Regions from separate parts of the Mus musculus genome. Here regions 1 and 2 are each linked to region 3. A link is a loop called in an ENCODE intact Hi-C map of the cell type or tissue named here. Cell type or tissue: left cerebral cortex. All regions are shown on one strand. Region 1 overlaps B3gat2 (beta-1,3-glucuronyltransferase 2 (glucuronosyltransferase S)). Region 2 has its middle 56 kb from the start of B3gat2. Region 3 overlaps Fam135a (family with sequence similarity 135, member A).

The links. A loop is a pair of places that touch in the nucleus more often than their neighbours do. Peaks named below come from ENCODE experiments on the same cell type or tissue, not always from the same donor. Only the 100,000 strongest peaks of a DNase experiment are listed, where the experiment ranks them.
Region 1: a loop joins it to region 3, with 8 times the contacts of the local background. A loop is called at or near these places in 25 of 42 quality-filtered maps.
Region 2: a loop joins it to region 3, with 4 times the contacts of the local background. A loop is called at or near these places in 8 of 42 quality-filtered maps.

What each region holds. Positions count from the first base shown.
Region 1 is chr1:23,824,304-23,829,303 of GRCm38, forward strand. The region is part of intron 2 of B3gat2 (beta-1,3-glucuronyltransferase 2 (glucuronosyltransferase S)); the gene reads left to right. Among named protein-coding and RNA genes, the nearest start is that of B3gat2, 65 kb to the left of the region's middle. In left cerebral cortex, a CTCF peak has its summit at 2,969 (motif pointing right); a DNase peak (open chromatin) is centred at 2,964.
Region 2 is chr1:23,703,731-23,708,730 of GRCm38, forward strand. No RefSeq gene overlaps it. Among named protein-coding and RNA genes, the nearest start is that of B3gat2, 56 kb to the right of the region's middle. In left cerebral cortex, a CTCF peak has its summit at 1,986 (motif pointing right); a DNase peak (open chromatin) is centred at 1,981.
Region 3 is chr1:24,032,338-24,037,337 of GRCm38, forward strand. Fam135a (family with sequence similarity 135, member A) reads right to left here. Exons shown (of 21, transcript NM_026604.4): 12 at 326-399. Among named protein-coding and RNA genes, the nearest start is that of Sdhaf4, 29 kb to the left of the region's middle. In left cerebral cortex, a CTCF peak has its summit at 1,907; DNase peaks (open chromatin) are centred at 1,669 and 1,856.

The DNA of each region.
Region 1 (5,000 bases), 210 kb before region 3:
AGGGGTCAAACCATGAGGACTTAGTGACGATGCAGTACAATGCCCTGTGCTTAGTGGAGAGTCTGAAATGCTTCAAATAGGCAACTTGTGTTATTAGACATATATTTGCAGCCACATCAGCAGATACAGTGTGAATGATGGCTGTGGCTGATGACTCTGCAGCTCTCTGGGTAGGAGAGAGATGAGGACAGGGTAGGAGGTAAGAGGTGAGAGGTGGCCTTCAATACCCAGTCACCAGGGACATAACATCCTAAGGAGCCATTTCATTTTACTGTCATAAATCAGCAGACATGTAGCTTGTAGCACTTTTTCTGTATGTGTCCCAGTGGTAACTGATGTGTTAAACTGAAGTTTGCTTTAGCTTTAATTGATGTGGTTTGTATTATCTTTTAAGTTGCAATTTTTTATTGTTTGGGGTGGGGTTGTTTTGTTTGTTTGTTGAGATGTTTGTTTTGTACACCTTGGCTAAGAGCCATCTGGGATCAAATGGCCACCAAAGCCAGAGGAGCAATCGCACCAAGACATTTACTTGCTTTCTGTGTAAAATGGTTGCAAGAATATACGATGGCTTCCTTGTTCCTTTGGGGCCATTTGTCATCCAAGCATGCTGTTTTCCATGCATGAAAGCCCGGTAAGGTTTAGAAAGTCCCAGAATGTCCACAGAGTGGCTTTATGTGTGTTGTGGTGTCTACTAGCCCAGGCTTTGGTCTTGGGTTGGTGTGAAGTGGCTGTCACTGGAGTTGTGTGTGTGGGGGGGGGGGGTCTCTAGGAGAAAACTTCAGCGCAGAGCAGGGTAGCGGCAAAGTGTTCCTGTGATCGGCAACCTGCTGCTTGTTTCTTGCCCATTTGCAGCTAAGATGCTCTATAGAGATGTTCACAGGGAACTTCAGCTCCCAGGGCACTTCAGTCATGACTGTGTGGAGTAAAAATGGGTACCCAGCTCCGTGCAACTGGGCGCTCACAATCAGAGAAACTCTCTGGTGCAGCTGGTGAGGGGGCAGGGCAAGGCAGTAGAGGAGGGGCAGGGAGCAGGTTCCAGAGTGCATGTACCACTTCAATTCCAGCTGCTCTGTTTATATAGTAGAAGATCAGAAGATCCCTCGAGGTATTGATACAATAAACCATTTCTTCAAAACTAAGGATACGGGAAACCTATATTTTCCTTATGTCTTTGAAATCCAGCCAACTCAATAATTACATGTTACTTGCTTAACATTTAGCAGGCATTCATCGGTCCCTGTGTGCATCCTCACTTTTAATCCACTCAACAGTTTGCTACTCGTCTTCCTCATTTCAGCACACAGACCTAATACTTAAACGTGATCGGTAACTTGTATGGGGATTAAGCGATTAAGAGCTGGGAATTAGTTATGTCCTTGTGGCTACAGAGGCAGCCTTCCCACTTTGTTTCAAATCCCATATCTCTGCTTACAGCCATAGGACCCCAGTCTTTGATGTCTGGGCCTCCATCTTCTTTCTCTGCAGAGCAGAGAAAATGAAATTCTTAAGGTGTAGCATACAAGCACCCAGCAGAACACTGTAAATACTCAAAGGCTGTAATGTGTCTTAACCAAGAAAGATGAATGTGACTCAGAGGTCACCTGATTTTAGATGAATCTGGTTAGCGCTTTGATTAATACAGCAGTCGGATCCATGCAGGCAGCCGTGGATAGGTGGGTCACTGACCTCCAGGTCCCACTTGGACATCAGCAGGCAGCACATGGTAAAGATCTAACCCAGAAACACAGTCTGCTTCCTGATCTATCGATGAGGGTCATACCACCTGCCCTCTGGGTGATGGGAAGTTCAGATGAGAATGTGTGCTCAGATGTGCCTGCTGTTATGTGAATGTTGGAACCTATACCTGCATTTGGCTATTTCAATTCAGTCCAAAGTTGGTAACTTCAGAGCACGCAAACTCCACTTTAGACCTCATTTTTCTGCTGGCTGGTGGATCTTGCTCACTACCATTCTTGCTCAGCATGCAGACTGGCACGCTGAGGTAAATGTTGGCCCCAGCTTTTAGATGAAACACCCCAAGAAGAGAGTGATCAATGAGAGAAGAGACCCATAAAAGATCATTAAAGAGCTGTTCAGAAGCACGTATGTGTTCATTTTTATAATTTCCCAGCTGAGTAAGCCAACCAAGCAAAAGCACCCAAGCTTGCAAAAGCAAAGGCCATTTGTAACATTTAGATCCATAAGATGGCTGTCTGATGCCACTGCCCCTGTGAATGGTTGGTGGAATCCAGCTGCCCCTGTGATTGGTCGGCGGAATCCAGCTGCCCCTGTGAATGGTTGGTGGAATCCAGCTGCCCCAGTGATTGGTCGACGGAATCCAGGCATACCTTTGGTTGCTGGATGTACTCATAACCTGTGGGGAAAGAGTTAAAAGAATTCTCCCTCTTTTTATTTTTTTTTCTTTCTACTGAGTCACAGGAAGAAATGTTGATCACTCTGTCACCCTCATTTTACAGAGAACATCTGCAGATACAACTCAGATCTGTTAAAGAGGTATAGCAATTATTCATGTAAATAATTAGAATTAAGATGTTCTCTCTGGTTAAACCAAGAGCTGGCACGGATGCCAGCTTTTCTTTGGAACATGGATTGGCTGCTGTGGCTACCATGCTTCTCTCTGCACTGGCTTATGAAGTTAAATTTAGGCAATGATCTCTTGGCTCCCAGACCACCCAGACACCCTGGTCCCTCATTCTAAGCACAGTAGACACCACCAACTACCAGGGTCAGCCATTGCTGCCCTTTGTTACTGGATGGCCCGGTCATCGAGAGTGGCATGCGCTACCCTCAGCCCAAGGGTAGGATGTCTCCTTGCCTTCCTGTATTTGCCGGCCAATTTCTAGTTCCTTGTACAAGGCTCATCGTGGATGCAGTAATGGCTTTCTCTGGGTGATTTTTCTTGATCTTAGCCTCTGGAATCCTACATTTATTTATGTGTCCACAAGGTGGCGCACATGTCACTGTTCTCCTGACCTCAGCTAGGAAGGGCCCCAGCCTCTACTCCGTGTCTCCCTCCAGGTGAAGCTTCTGTTCCTGGAAGTAGCAGTTGAAGTGTTTACTGAATTCATTAATTTTAACTTTTCTCCCTTCTCCGCTCTAAGGAGTTTATCAAAATGAAGAGTTAATGCCCTGTTATTGGTTCTGAGACAACACTGCCACTGTTTCCTTACAAGGAAATTTAAACAGCAAAGATGCTGAGCTCGACTGCAGAACGCACCGAGCATAGTCTGGTCCACGGGTCCTCATTGGGCTACACATCAAAATCACCAATATGCTCGCCTCTCATTGGTTAGGGGAGGAGCCAGGTGCTGGTGTGGGAGCTGGTGTTTTGTTGTTGTTGGTGGTGGTGGTGGTTTTTATTGTTGTTGTTGTTTTTGTTTTTTGGGGTTTTTTTATTTTGTTTTGTTTTATTGTCTTGAGGTAGTTATGGGATGGCACCTGGGGTAAGAAGGGGACGAATAGGTGACCGGGAGCTATAACTATGTTTCTCTCCTGTTATTCATAACTTGTTCTGGGGTTACAGCCACACCTGATGCTGCCCAGGCCCTGCCCGAGTCATTCTGAGGGTGTCAGGCAGGAAGGCCTCATTACCAAGTCTGGGGTGCACAGTGGAGTTATTGATGCAAACCTCCCTTTACTGGACCAGCAAAAGGGGAACTGAGGCGATCTCCACTTAAGCTGTTGGTTGGCTTCTCAGTAATTAGGCTAACATGGCTCCTCTCCAGCGCCTGTCTCCATTGAGAATATACAAGGATCCATTTGAAATATGTATGATTTTTTTTTAATTGGCACAGAATTATGTGTATTTGTGGGGTAAGGTGCCATATATGTCAAATGCATCACAGCTAAGTCAGAGTAATTAGCATATTCATCCCTTGGGATGAATTTGTGGTGGGATGTGGTGGTCTGAATGAGAGGACCCCCATAGTATAGTCTTGGGCATCTGAATGCTTGAATCTCCAGTTAGTTGCACTGTTTAGGGAAGAATTGGAGGTGTGGCTTTAGGAGATGTGAATCATTGACAGGCACATTTTGAAGTTTCAAAGCGACTGCGTAACAATCCCAGTGTCCCTCTGTGCTTCCTACATACAGCTTCCTCTCACGGTTTGAGCTGTGAGCTCTGAGCTGCTATGGTGCCACACCTACCACCTGCTCCCATATTTCCCTGCCATGGTGGATACTAATCCTTTGGGACCATAAGCCCAAGTAAACTCTTTCTTCTGTAGGTGCCTTGGTCATAGTGTTTTATCATAGTAATAAAAAAAAGTGCCTAATATGGACAGGATTTCCCTGGTGACTGTACACTATACTATTGTTAGCCAGAGTCCCCCTTCCTGTGCTGTACAATAGTGGAACTTACTCATCCCGACAGTAATTCTGTGGCCATTAACCAACCTGCCTCCCCCTCTCATACACACACACACACACACACACACACATACACACACACACACACACACACACACACACACACACACACACACACATACTGCTCTCTCCTTGTGTATCTTCAGTGGAATTTTTTTTTTTTTTTTTTTTTTTTTGGTTTTTCTCTGTATAGCCCTGGTTGTCCTGGAACTCTCTTTGTAGACCAGGCAGGCCTCGAACTCAGAAATCCGCCTGCCTCTGCCTCCCGAGTGCTGGGATTAAAGGCGTGCGCCACCACGCCAGGCTTCAGTGGGATTCTTGAGGCTGTGAAATCATAAAACAAGAGCTGGCAGCTATGGTGAAACATCACTTAGAGACTAGACAAGGATGCCCCAAGGGTACTGAGTATCCAACCCAAGGTCTCTGCATGCCAGCCGGGAAGCAAGGGATCTTGTACAGCAAGATCAACAGCAGGAAGTCTGAACAGTCCCACGTGAGGCGGCCTCGGCACAGTGGCTCCAGGAATATGGGGCTGCCAGGAAGGGTTCCCTACTCAAGAGTGGATGGAACGCTACCACTGGGGAGTCTACAGAATGGCAGCCAAACAACAG
Region 2 (5,000 bases), 330 kb before region 3:
TCACAATAGCCAGGAAATGGAAACGGTCTAAGTAAGTATCTATCAACTGAGTAACCAATGGTGACAACGTGATACATTTACACAATGGAATTTTATTCATCTATTTTTTTAAAAAAGCAAATTTATTTATTTATTCACTCATAGGCAAGTGGATAGAGCTGGGGAGAATCACTCTGCGAGATAACCAGTTAGGGCTACTGTTGCTATGACGATGCACCATGATCTAAAGCAGCTTGGGAGGAAAGGTTCTGTTGGTTTACATATCCTGAATCGCAGTCCATTGAGGGAAGAAACTCTAACCAGGCAGGAGCCTGCAGGCAGGAGCTGATGCAGAAGCCATGGAGGGATGCTGCTTACCAGTTTGCTCCTCATAGTTTTCTCAGCCTGCTTTCTTATAAAACCCAGGACCACCATCCCACGGATAGCCCCACCCACATCAGTCTATAAGAAAATGCCCTACAGCCCCATTTTATGGAAGTATTTTTTTTTTCGATTGAGGTTCCTTCCTCTTACGTAACTCTAGATTATGTCAAGTTGGCATAAAACTAGACATGACATTACTTACATGTAAATGTCAGCTTTGAATCCTCAGACAAGTGTGTTTCATCCAAAAATACCCACAGAGATCATTTTACATTTAAAACTTTTTTAAACTATGCTGAGTTGTTGTTGATTGCTTGTTGATTTTTTTCTCCTAGCCCTTTCCAGTACACTAGGTAGACAAGATTATGACTGGGCATATAGCTCACTGATGAAATATTTAAGGAGCATAGATATGGGAAGACCCTTGGTTCAAGTCCCTGCAGGCAGGCAGGGCTGTTGTTTTTCTTATTCCTCCAGTTGACCAGATTCCAAGAAGATGTCATCCTTTTCCCATGGTCGATTGTTGACTAGCTAATCTTGTATGACAGAGTAGGAAATCCAGGCAGGCAGTATCCAACATCAATTCTGCCCTTGACTGGACCCCATAGAGTAAGCTTTCAGGGGCCTGGCCTTGCCTCAAAGCCTAAAGGACTGTATAGCCATTAATTTTAAATTGCTGGGTTAAAGGGTAATTTTCGTAAGAAAACCACACTGAAAGTCAACATAGTATCAGTAAAAATAAGCCCATTGAGACAAAATGAGGCAAGAAATCCAACAGCTGAGTGTTGTGTCTCTCTTCAGAAATATTCCTCAGGCCTTGCTGGTATTTTGATGTAACTTTAACAAGAATTTATATAAAATTAGAGAAACCTTGGTTCCAGGTTTTGGCAATGTGCTTGCATCAGTACCATATGAAACCAAGTATTTCCTAGAAACCAAAGGACAGCAACTGAATGTCTGTCCCCTTTTTAAATGTCTGGCTCTAGCAATCACTTGATAAACATCTGTCAATTATTGATTTCCTTCTTGGCTCCAATAATTACATTTTTAGTTAAACAAAAGAAGTCTCATGGTATATAAGTATGCAGCTTTCAAATGCTTCTTATGAGAAGAGAATTAATGACTCCCCTCATTTTGAACCACAGAATGCAAATGAGTTCCATCTTTTGTTTAAAATTCTTCAGTCTGCTCTAGCCATCCCTCTGAGAGCTCAGGGTCTCCCATCTTTTAATGATCTGCTTGCTGAAGCCAGGGACACAGTCGCTAGTGGTTAACTTCCCAGAACACCGATTGTTAGTAGTTACAATGGACACATCGCTCTCTGGCTGAGATGGCACTGGGAAATCGATAGCTCTTTGTTGATTAATAACTGATTTCCCCACTGAGCAAAATGTGCTGATCAATGCCTGCTCCTGTGGATTCGGCCTCTCTACCCTGCCTGCCCCAATCATAGACCTACTGACCACACCACAGAAGCAGTTCCAGTATTGGGTCCATGCTTCTTGTTGTCCGGAATGTATCCAGGGTACCCTACAGTGAGCAAGACAACTGGTTGGGCCATACCCCAGATTTGGCTTTCAAATGTTAGAGCCCGTTCTCTCTGCACCGCCCCCCTCTCCTGTCCACTAGATGGTGCTGTAAACCCGTGTTTGTAACACTTCACTGGGCTTGGGGAAAGATGGCTGAAAAAAAAAAAAAAGATAGGTCAGATGTTATAGAATGATTGAAATGGGCAATCCTTTACCCATTCTGCTCTGTGCACACATCTCAGCAGGCGCTTGAATAAATGGCTCATCCAAAAGAAGACACAGCTTTCCCATCTAGCTACTGTCCCTGGCGGCCTGGAGCATCCATGATTTCAAGACAAGCCCCTATTGGTACCTCTGTTTTAAATTAAAGCAGCTGTTTATCTGGTGAATAACAATAATATGCTGCCCCAATGGATAGACTCTATGAGATGGAGTAAGCCTGTGATCTCCCAAGAAACCACTCAGTAAAATCAGCAGCTTGTCATCTGCCCAGATTCATTAATTGTACTCCAATCCCAATACCCAAAATCAAGAGTGAGATGTTTGCCACTGAGGCTCTGTTCCGAGCCGTAACCTTCGAGGTTGAAGGTCAAAGTCATGGAAGAACCCTAATCACACAAGGAAACCTTCATGCTCCTTTCTAGTCATTTCTATAGGAATTCCACCGCTGGGGCTCCAAAGGAGGTATCCAGTCACTGTGGCTCCTAGGGAGAGAGATCTGAAGCCTCTTTGATAAGAAGGCTAATTCTCTTGTTCTGTTCTGGTTTGGTTTGTTTCCCTTTGTGGCACCAAGGTCCTCGCAGCAGTAACATAAATCAGACAGATTTGCCTTGGAGGCAGCCATCAGCCTCTTGTTCCTGTGACAAAATGGATTTAACCTCATTTGTGACCAACCACCCCCTTCTCACTGATTTTTGGATTGTTTGCTTAACTTGCTTTGGGAAGGAGTATCAATAATTCAGCATTAGCCAGTTGGCATGTCACCCTGACAGATGGAAACAGCGACAGTCCTATCGATTCACTCCCTCTTGGGGGCACTGGTGAATCCCACCCTACCCCCAACGCCAGGCCCTGTCTGTGGATTAGTGAGAGGAGGAAAAAATTATTCCAACACAGTCACTAAAGCCCGTCCAAAACCCCTGACTACAGCCAAATATGCAAATTTTCTGGGATGTTTTCACATCAGGGAAACAGGAGGAGTGAGGAAGGCAAGGAATAAGGCATTAGCAATTCACCTCAGTAAACTGAGCAACAGAGAAACAGGTAGGAGGTGACCCAGAAAATAGTTGAGCCAGGAATCAGCCTCCTGCTTTTGACATAACATCTCCGGTACCCCAGAAAGTGTGTGTGTGTGTGTGTGTGTGTGTGTGTGTGTGTGTGTGTGTGTGTGTATTTCTCTGAGTGTGTGTCTGTGTATCAGTGTATCTATGTATCCAAGTGTGTGTTTGTGTGTACAGTATGTGTGTGTGTACAATGTATATGTGTCTCTCTGTCTCTGTGTGGATGTGTGTGTCTGTATCTGTTTATATTGTGGTCTGTGTCTGTCTATTTGTCTGTGTGTATGTGTGTGCAAAGTAGGTGTGTGTGTATCTGTATATTCATATATGTGTGTCTGTGTATCAGTGTGTCTGTGTATCCGTGTGTGTGTGTGTACACAATGTATGTGTGTTCCTCTGTCTCTATGTAGATGTGTGTGTCTTTATCTGTTTATACGTGTGGTATGTGTTTATGTGTCTGTGTATATGTGTGTGTATACAATGTATGTGTGTTCCTCTGTCTCTATGTAGATGTGTGTGTCTTTATCTGTTTATACGTGTGGTATGTGTTTATGTGTCTGTGTATATGTGTGTGTGTGTGTGTATATATCTGTATATCCATATGTGTGTGTATGTGTATCTATGTATGTGTGTCTGTGTGTAACTGTATCCATATGTGTGTATATCTGTGTACCCATGTGTGTGTCTGTGCATCTGTGTATCCATATGTGTATGTGTGTGTGTATGTGTAGCTATTTGTGTATCCACACATGTGTAATGTGTATCTGTGGGGTGTGTCTGTGTATCTATGTGTGTGGGTTATGTATCCTTGTAGCCATATGTGTGTACACATATGTATGTGCATATGCTTGTCTGTGTATTATGTATGTGACAGAAGAAGCGATGGTGGGGAAAGGAGCTGAGAAAGCTAGAGAGTTAAATTGTGAGCCATGCTGAGTGAGATTATTGACTTTCTCTAGTGAGTCCTGTGTTTCTTGGCTGCTGCCTCTCAGAAGACTGAAGAACTGCAGATGCAGCCCAAGAATCCTAACTGGTGGTCACAGGCCTTAGTCAAAGGGCTTACATCACAGACCATTGGCCCATAGCTAAAACAAGCCAATTCCATTTTATGTTTCATCTGTCTTTGAATTCATAGAAACCAGAGCACTGCAAAGTCTGCAGGTTAGACGTTCAGCAAAATTGTTGACTAACGTCCAGCGCGTCTCCTTACCATTAAATTCCCAAACAAGTAAACAGCTGAATTTTGATACCCTAAAGTAGAAGAGCACGGGAATACAGTGACAAAGCAGAAATTCTGGAGAGCGGAAGTGCCCCTGGATTGCTGCATAGCCAGCAGAGGGAACATGGCTGCCGTCCATCTTGGCTTCCTCCAGTCAAACCCACCTGAAACCAGGAAAAACACACCTCCCTATTAAGAAGAGCTAAAGAAAAACCTGCCTTCTTAAATTGCAGGTCATGACTCTAAATGGAGTTGTTGAACTAAATGGGGCCATGGAAACTGGTAACAATAACAGGTTTCTGACCGCCACGCTGACTAAAACTAAGTCAGAATCAAACGCATGATGAATTGGAGATGTCTCTGGCAGTGGTCACGTGTGTGGCTCACAGCTCGTGTGCTGTACAGTGTGCACACCAGCACACCCTGCAGCCTGCGCGTCCTCAGCCTCAGCTCAGACTCCAGACGGTTATATGTTATACATTTCAATTTTTTCGCTGTACACGTTCATTTCTGCTAAACTACCAAATGCAGAGACAATATCTTCCTATTGTCATTCCGCATCATTTAACTATTAGCATAAATTTGGATTGTATTAGCATGTTTGAGTTTTAA
Region 3 (5,000 bases):
TTCTGACCTGAGAAAGGAGAAGCAGAAGTTGGCAGCATGGGCAGAACAGAGGCCCATGGTACTATCAAAGGTGTGGCAAAGCTTACATCAAGGGACACAGTGCTAGTCCATTATGCTAGTCCATTATGCTTTTATTTGATCAGAAAGGGACTTTCAAAAGGTAATTCCTAGGATTAAACCTAATACGATTGGATTTCTAAATCTGAAATGCCTTCATTTTCTTCTGCTTTAAACACTATCCAGTCTGTTATTAATTATGTCTAAGATATCATATGTAAAAGGATATAAAATAGAATTAGCTGCATTTTGAATTTGTGCTACTTACTGGAGTTCTTGGTATGCAATGGCAGCTTCTCTTGGATGTTCAAAACAAAAGAACGCCTCCGAAAATCTGCGAACCTACAGAATTTAAAAAAGGAGCATTGATCACGTGGCGGCTCACATCAGTCCAGCACAGAATCCAGGTGGAGATGCCGACTCCACCAGGCACCCAAAGCCAGGCCTGTGAGGACTCAACTTCTTCCCTTCAGTGCTAAATCACTGCACTTCTAGGTTGTGTGGACTAAAGAAACAGAACTGAGTGAGAGAAGTTAACATTTTGTATCCCACTTCTCCTCCATGGTTCTTGTTCTGTTTGCTTCCTGACACATGGGGGACGGACCATGTCTGCTCCGACAGACACTGATGTATGCTGACCATGAACTGACTGACCTATTAGCACTGGGACTTTGGGCAGTTGACTTCTGAGCTTCAGGTGATGCACTTTGAAATAACAATCAATACCTGCTGTGCACATGGCACCCTGAAGAACAAAGACTATGTGCCCAGGAGTTTCGATGTGGACAGTCTATAAGCACATGCTTCTGTCTAGCACTCACTCATCCTGCCTTAACACGACTATGCACAGATCACATCCTTCTCTAGTAATATGGTGTTCTTTACAGGAGGAACTCTGTTTTATACTTTGCTTTTTCAGATGGGGTCTAACTGTTTAGGTCTGTTTAGCCTGGGTCTTGCACTGTAGACCAGGCTGGCCTTGAACTCACTGAGATCTACTTGCCTGGGCTTCCCCAGTGCTAGGATTAAAGGTGTGCACCGTGATGGCTTCTGTGCCCACTAAGAACACATTTTGGCATGCTATAGAAGAATGTACTTCGTAAATATATACTGAATTTGCTATTTCCTCCATTGTGTTTGTATTTTGACATTTATTTTTAATTATAAAAGGGGAGGGTTTTTGTTTGTTTGTTTTTTGGTACTAGAGTACTTACTAGTAAGCCAATTAAGAGGGGAAGATATCTTACTTGGGTACACAGAGGGAAGAGAAATATTCACATGTTCAAATCATATTATACTAAGGACTTTTTGGTGTGTGTGTACACATTCATTTGGTGACTATAAAGTATAAATGTCTATTTTTATTACATTAGGTGCACATTATATTTCTTTAATAATACCCACCCTTTCCCTTATGTCCTTTCTGTCTCCTTTGGCGGTTCCTCAGAGGACATTCCTTTCCTTTAGCTTCCATTGGACTTCTAGAGTCAGTGAGCTGCTTCCTTTCTCTCCTTAGCAGCCCTGATTCCTGCAGTAAGCCTGTGTTGAGGCTGATGTAAACCTTAGCATGCTACGGGGGAGGTATCTTCCTTTAGTACTTGAGAAATCTACTGCAAAAAGAGCCAAGGAAGTGATAAGCCTGGCCTTTCAAGTACACATTTGGGAAACTCCAAAACTGTGCTCTAAAGGTCTTAGCTTTTTGCCTTTTTACACCAAGGCTTGTTGCAGAAATACTTCCTTGCCTTATGTACTCAAATGAAGTTCTTTTCCCAGATTCTCTGAGTTATATTAGCACACTAAGATAACATGCAATGAATGAGTCTATTGTGTCATGGTAACTGTGGTATGACTGCCACCTGATGGCAACACATAATATTAAAATTTGTTAGGTTTGCAAATTTAAATTGAAGGGATACCACACCTCCCTATATCATTGCTTTGTTACAGCTGCTTATAAAGGTGAGTTTGGTTGTATACTCTAATTTAAAAATAATCAATATCACAACTATTCAAACTTGAACAAATAGAAAAAAAGCTGAACTTTTGCTTTAAAGAGCTCACTGTTCTTTTCTGGGTTCACTCTACTATTTTGTTCAAATTGTTAAGAGTATTTGTTACACTAATTCTACATGCCTAACCCTGGATGTGCAGCGTCTCCATGTCACAGATCATAATTGTTATAGTAACCTGAAAAGTGAAGGCACCTGACAAATGTTTGATTGCATGTCCTTTGCTCTTTGTGTTACCGTAATGCTTTAGTACACAAACTATCTCACATTTAATAACAGATACAATTCTAACTTACTTAAATGAATTGATTTCTCTATCCACATCTCTTCCAAAGGAGCAAATTTAAAAAGTAAAACTTTATTTTTGTACATGTGATAGGCCATTTTATTTTACCTATCTTTATTGAAACTTTCTAGGCCTTTCTGCTCTTCCTGGTGCTGGAATCTGAACCCAGCACACATGTGAGGCAGTGCCTACCCAAGGAGCTCCATTCCTTGCTCAGCATTTTCTGATTCTATGGAGTGATATCTGAATTATGGCATCACACATTTAAAATACATTTTGATGAATTCACATGAGAGCATCACTGTACTAAGGACAATATCCGTCAAAGAGAACATGATGATTTGCAGCGACAACAGCATATAACTAGTCAGACAACACTGTGAGAAGCAAAGCTTGCGTGCTTTCTCTTTCCTTTTTTGAGACTGGGTCTTATTCTGTAACCTTGCACTTGCTTTGTACTTCATGTTGATCAAAAGCTCATGGCAAGCCTGACTCTGTTATCCAGGCGCATGGATAACAGACATGAACTACCATGCCCAGCTATAATAACCTGATATAGAATATCCACCTCAGGCATGGCAGCACACGCCTTTACTTCCAGTATTGAGAGGCAGAAGTGGATCTCTGTGAGTACAAGGCCAGCATGATCTACATGCTGAGTTCCAGGACAGCTAGAGCAGCATAGGAAGACTGTCTCAAAAAAAGAAAAAGAAAGACGATACAAAAAACTGACTAATCCAACTAGCTAGCTAATCCCCTTCCAAAAATTCTTGTAAGTAAAGGATAAAAAAAGAAATACTAATAAAAAAATACAACTTGGGACCTTTTAACATAGGAACTAATATTCCAATAATTTTGGAAGAATAGGATGCTTGTATGTTCAGGTTGAGTTTATCTAAACTTTGTAATAATTCTATCATTAGGAAAGGGCTAAATTACAGGTATTACTCTAAAGAAAGTAGAAAATCATGAATTACATAAATTTTCCAAGTAAAAGTTAAAATAATTTAAAAGAAAAAAATGCCTTAGAAAGTACGTTATTGGCAATTAAAGTTTACTTTGGACAGCTATATTCAGGAAAATGCTATGTATGTTTTTGAATGCTTACATATAAAAGTTATTTATAATTACAGTAAAAGCCAAAGTCTGTTCAAACCTTGTAAAAAATAAAACAAAAACTATTTAGAAAATATTCCTTAATAACTTAACATTCATAGTCACAGTTGTATTAAAAGAATATTAAATAGTTTTAGAGAGTAGTATATCTTTAAAAATGCAAGACAAACTTTTTACATCACTGTAAAAATGTCAATGTGGCTATTTCAAACTCTTCCTAGGACATAAATTGTACCTACACTGTTAAAATATTAATTCGTTCATTCATTCATTCATTCATTCATTCATTCATTCATTTTTGGTGTCTTGGGTCAAACTCAGAGCCTTGTACAAGCTAGGCAAGTGACTTACCACTTAGTTGTAATATCAAACAGCCAACATTAAAAAAAAAAATCTTAAACCTTAGTTAATGCTTCTCATAGTTCCCTGGCCCACTGGTCTTACTGGATGCAGTATCTACACATTAGAATGAGGGACATTTAATTTGGTAGTTTAAAGTGCCAATGTATTACCTCACTCACACAATATGTACTCACTGATAAGTGGATATTAGCCCAAAACCTAGGATACCCAAGATATAAGATACAATTTCCTAAACACATGAAACTCAAGAAAAATGAAGACTGAAGTGTGGACACTATGCCCCTCCTTAGAAGTGGGAACAAAACACCCTTGGAAGGAGTTACAGAGACAAAGTTTGGAGCTGAGATGAAAGGATGGACCATGTAGAGACTGCCTTATCCAGGGATCCACCCCATAATCAGCATCCAAACGCTGACACCATTGCATACACTAGCAAGATTTTATCGAAAGGACCCAGATGTAGCTGTCTCTTGTGAGACTATGCCGGGGCCTAGCAAACACAGAAGTGGGTGCTCACAGTCAGCTAATGGATGGATCACAGGGCTCCCAATGGAGGAGCTAGAGAAAGTACCCAAGGAGCTAAAGGGATCTGCAACCCTATAGGTGGATCAACATTATGAACTAACCAGTACCCCGGAGCTCTTGACTCTAGCTGCATGTGTATCAAAAGATGGCCTAGTCGGCCATCACTGGAAAGAGAGGCCCATTGGACACACAAACTTTATATGCCCCAGAACAGGGGAACGCCAGGGCCAAAAAGGGGGAGTGGGCGGGTAGGGGAGTGGGGGTGGGTGGGTATGGGGGACTTTTGGTATAGCATTGGAAATGTAAATGAGCTAAATACCTAATAAAAAATGGAAAAAAAAAAATAAAGTGCCAATGTAAAACTGTGCTTTCCCCAGTCAGAACTGCACTCAAAGGAGGTCATGCCAAAGTTTAGCTCCCACTCTTCCTACAAGAATGGTGCTAATTTAGGCAACAGTAGAACTGATAATAACTTGGCAAATTTAAAAAAAATTTACCTAAGTCTGGACCTCAATCATTATTTTATGTTTTTTTTTTAAATGTTTCTTAGCTAGGTTTGAAAATTTGTTTTAATTTCTACTTTAATTTCATTACTGAGAAACTGATACAGAACCCATAATATAATTAAAATAAACAACAAAACT